Linked DNA regions of Homo sapiens: region 2 is linked to region 1. Evidence: chromatin loops called from intact Hi-C (ENCODE). Cell type or tissue: PC-3. All regions are shown on one strand.

Evidence for each region. Peaks named below come from ENCODE experiments on the same cell type or tissue, not always from the same donor. Only the 100,000 strongest peaks of a DNase experiment are listed, where the experiment ranks them.
Region 2: it touches region 1 in a loop (2.2-fold over the local background); 2 of 110 quality-filtered maps call a loop at or near these places.

Annotation. Positions count from the first base shown.
Region 1 is chr14:68,083,458-68,085,957 of GRCh38, reverse strand. The region is part of intron 7 of RAD51B (RAD51 paralog B); the gene reads right to left. Among named protein-coding and RNA genes, the nearest start is that of RAD51B, 260 kb to the right of the region's middle. In PC-3, a CTCF peak has its summit at 1,499 (motif pointing left); no DNase peak of the experiment used is centred here.
Region 2 is chr14:68,017,578-68,020,077 of GRCh38, reverse strand. The region is part of intron 7 of RAD51B (RAD51 paralog B); the gene reads right to left. Among named protein-coding and RNA genes, the nearest start is that of RAD51B, 200 kb to the right of the region's middle. In PC-3, no CTCF peak of the experiment used is centred here; a DNase peak (open chromatin) is centred at 1,327.

The DNA.
Region 1 (2,500 bases):
CGCCCACTGGGGCTTCAGCTGTAAACATTCACCCCTAGACGCTGCCATGGGGTCAGAGCCCTACAGCCTGCCCATCTAGCCTCCCCTAGAGGTTTGAGCAGCAGGACACTGAAGAAGCGAGCCACTCCCCACTGTGGCACGCCCTGCAAGGGGGACAAGGGAACTTTTCCCATTTCAATACCACCTTCACATACCATCTTCAGTCTCTTCTTTGTAGCCAGAATGCATGAAAGTATGACCTCCCACCTCCCATGATCCTATCCAATCACCTCCCACTTAACTCTTTAACCAAATTTACTGAACTCCTGAAACTACCAGACTACCAAAAAGGCTTCTAAAAGGCCACTGATGCTTTTTAGTTACAAAATCCAATGGCTTTTTTAATTTAAACAATCTTTTTGTATTTTACTTGAACTCTTAGCTGAATTCAGAACCATAAAACACTCCCTTCTTTTTCAAACTCTCTCTTCCTTTGGCTTCCTTAACTATACACTCCTGATTTTCCTCATACTTCTCCAGTCCCTCCTCTCTTCAGTCCCTTGAAAAAGCTGCTCATAAGGTTGCTATACTAGGCCCTCTTCTCTATGCATTCTCCTTGGATAATGTTATCTACTTCCTTGATTTCAATTAAACTAGCTATATACCCTGAAGAACACCCAATCTATACATCCAGCCTAAATCTCTCTGTGTCTCTAGAAATGCAGACACTGTCTAAAGAACAGGAGGTACAATAAGGAACAAAACAGACACAATCCATTTATTTCCCAAGTTCACTGTCTAACTCTTCCTTGTGGATGTCTCAAAGGCAGCTCCAATTGGAAATGTCAAAAGCTGAAGTCAATTATCTGCTCCTATTCCAAAAGAAAGGACAGTTTTTCCTACTCTAGTCCTCATCTTAATGAAAGCCTGGAAATTATTCTTGACGCCTTCCTTTCTCCAGTTAATCACCAAATCCTAATGTTTTACCTTCTAAATATCTCTGTATAAAATTTCTTATAATTCCACTGTCACTACCAAAACCCAGGCAACCATCATTTCTCACCAATGTTATAGCTAGCAGCTTCTTAACTGGTCTACCATCAGACTTATTATCCACGGATTTTTTTTAACATACTGCCATAAGACACACACAGCAGCGTACAAGTCATCAGTATTGAGGCAGGCATATATATAGCAGGGGTTCAATATATTTTTGTTGAATGAATGAATCAATCAACCAACCAACCAATCCAGACTCCAAGGGTTACCTTTGCTGTTTCTTCAAAAATTTCCCCCAAATTGAGCAGTGGTCTTTGGAAAACAAAATATTACCCCAACATTTATGCCTTTGTTTTGCTCTGCTCCTCATGATTACAAATATTGGGGAAGTGCATCAGACTGATGAAAGCTGTTCAGGATCCATATTTAAACTCCAGTTGTGTAGGACCACCATGTATGTCCACAGCAGTTGTTCTGAACTGGGGACAATTTTGTCCCCCAAGGGAGTGCTGCTACTGGCATCTAGTGGGTAGAAGTCAGAGATGCTGCTAAATATCCTACAATGTACAGAACAGCCCCCAGTGACAAGGAATTATCTAGTACAAAATGTCCATAGTGCCCCAGAGGTCTATAGTTTCAAAAACAAGGCACTACCAAAAGCACTATTTCAAAATGTCACAGGATTAGGATGTTACAACAAGACAATAAACCTGTTAACTTCCTCTGTAAAATGAGATATGACACTTTCCATTTTCTAGGGTAAAAGTTAATGGGTTTCTCAGATTTTAAAAAACAGAGATAAAGTTTAAATAATGCCTTAGTGTTCCAACTTTAGGAATTTAAAAAATATTTACAACAAGTTCTAATAAGATTTATTAATTTCTTTACTGAAGGCTTCATTTTCTGCTCACTCCCAACAAAAATAAACACAATACTAAAATACCCCAACATGCACACACGTACACACTCAATGTCTTATCATTGCTTCTTACAGCTTTGGGAAACAAAAAGATTGTTTCTTTCTCACGTTCCCTCTCTGTCTTTTTCACTCTCTTTATTTAACCAACCATAATGTTGGTTATCGAGTTGTAGAGTAAGTTAATATAGTTCATAATGTAGTTATGGAGTAAGTTTTATTGTCGCTTGTACTTGTTAATGTGTTCCCATTCTCAAGATAAAAAATAAATAAGCAGAACTCTTCATGTTTCTCTCAGAAAACAAAAAAAATGCCAAAAACCTAAATTAATATGATTTACTTGCATGAATGGCAACTTACTTTTTTTCTATCAAGAAATATGAAATATTCTCCATTTTTATCTTTAATAAGTAACCACCAAACCAATGCTAATATATATCAGTTCTAATGGCTTTTTTCTACTAATTTTCTTTCCTAGATATCACGTTTTTAAGTATTGTACAATTTTCTGCACAACATCAGAGTAGGCTAAGAAACCAGCAGTTATGATACAACGAGCGCAAAATTTAGGGGAAAAGAATACTCCAGTGATCGAGTATCAAAACC
Region 2 (2,500 bases), 66 kb after region 1:
GTTATGATCTGGTAATTTTCCTCTGCTTCCTAAAAATAAGAACCCCAAAGCTTAGCTGGGTACACTATGCTCAGCCAAAAGACAATATTTCTGGTTGTCATTCTTGCAGTTAGCTGTGGCCATAGAACTAAATTTTAGCCAAAGAGAAAGTGCAATGTGTAACTTCCCAGAAATGTCCTTACAGGGAAGGGGCACATTCTTTTTGGTCTTTTCTCCTCCTGCCAGCTGTAATACTGATGCAATGGCTGAATCTCTAGCAGCCATATTGGACAATGTGGCAATACGGTAAGAACGAACAAGAAATAAGATAGATGTCTCTTTTTTTGTTATACGCAGTCATCCTAATCTTAACTGATAAAATCACAGTCATCCCTTGGCATATACTGGGAATTGGATCCAGGGCCACTCCTGCACCACATATACCAAAATCCACACACACTCAAGTTCCAAAGTCCACCCTCTGGAACTCACATATATGAAATGTCAGCCCTCCATACATGCAGGTTTTGCATCTCATAAATACTGTATTTGCAATGGAAATTTGCTTGAAAAAAATCTACATATAATTGGACCCATGCAGTTAAACCCATGATTTTCAAGAATCAACTGTACCTCCTAAATCATTTTCCTTCCTAGCATGTCTTATGTTCAGCGCTATACTTTTGTCAACCATGATCATAAAAAGAATATACAGAAATTGGGAAATAACAAAGGTGACCAAATCCAGAGATGACCAATTATTGACCTTCTTGTTTGAATTCACTATAGAATTTGCCACTGCCACCATTCTAGCATTCTGAAACTTCTTTTCTCCACTGCAGCGGTACTCTGTAGGTTTTGTTCCCGTCTATTTCACCTTTTCAGTTTCCTTGCAAGGCTCCTTTATAAACTGACTCTCAGTTTCTCTAAACTGTTCTAACTAAAAGTCAGTTTTGGTGTGTTTTTTTTTTTCATATATGTTTACTGGGTGTTTCAGTAAATCAGCCACCAAATTTTCCCTGAAGCAGTCATCCACTCAATTATTACTGAATGCCTAATAACTAACCATGTATTGAATGCTTACTATATGCAAGGAACATTACATATTTTATCTCTAATCCTCTCAGCAACTCCACAAGCTAGGGATTATTATATTCATTTCAGAGATGCGTCTGAGGCCCAAAGAATAATTACCCAAGTTTTCACAGCTGGTAAATGGAAGAATCAGACTTTGAACTTAGGCTTATTTACTCCAAAGTCCATTACCCATTCATTATACCCCATGGCACACACAAGTCTATGACTCAAAATCCAGACACATAAAAAGCTGAATAATTTAAAAGGTTTTGCTACTTGACTCAGTACATGTTTATGACACATTTTTTATGAGTACTGTTTGAGTGGCTGTCAGTGATACAGAAATGTTTAAGTCTTCAAGTAAAATGAATAAGATAGAAACAAATTAATGGTTTAACAAGGTAGAAAAGGAATACTAAGAAGTTCCGGGAATTCCTACAATATAATGGAATGCTTCAATTTCTCCCCCATAAAAATATAGAGAATTAATTTAAAAAATCTAATCCTTGTTGAAACTCGCCCACACCAAGTAAATAGAGTGGTAACAGATATTACAACCTTAAAATAGAAGTAAAACCTTAACAGAACTTGCTGTGACATTTAAATTAGTACCTTTAAAAAGTAATTAGGAAAGCATTTTCCTTCTACAAGGTACGCTACAGATTATTTATTTCATCAAATCTTAATCTTTAGGGAGAAAAATTACACAGAAGCTTAGCTTGTCTAAATTGTCTATTGAAGTTAACCAATTACTGATTAAAAAGGGGACAGGAAGTGTGTAAAATTAGATTATCTGCTTATATTTAAATGTATTTTGAAAAGGTCTGAAAAATTCCTTCACAAAGTGAGACAAGCTATAAATGGTCAAATAAAATTTTAACAATGCATAGCTTAGACACGAATGTGGGACACACAGACCCAGACTCAATTTTAGAACAATATAACTATCAATTGTTTTAAAGGGACAATCAGCTACTTAACTACTAAGCAGCTTTTTAAATAGGTAATTCTGCAGTTAAAATTTATTTATTTATTTATTTATTTATTTATTCGAGACGGAGTCTTGCTCTGTCACTAGGCTGGAGTACAGTGACACGATCTCAGCTCACTGCAATCTCCGCCTCCCGGGTTCAAGTCATTCTCCTGCCTCAGCGTCCCGAGTAGCTGGGACTACAGGTGCGTGCCACCACACTCAGCTAATTTTTATATTTTTAGTAGAGATGGGGTTTCACCAAGTTGGCCAGGATGGTCTCAATCTCTTGACCTCGTGATCTGCCTGCCTTGGCCTCCCAAAGTGCTGAGATTACAGGCATGAGCCACCATGCCTGGCCTAAAATTTATTTTGTAATGTAGGATACTTTTGAAAAATTCAAACTTTAAAATCCTCCATGAAAATCTATGATAGACTGTAAATAAAATCTAGGGGCAAAATGAACTCAGCATT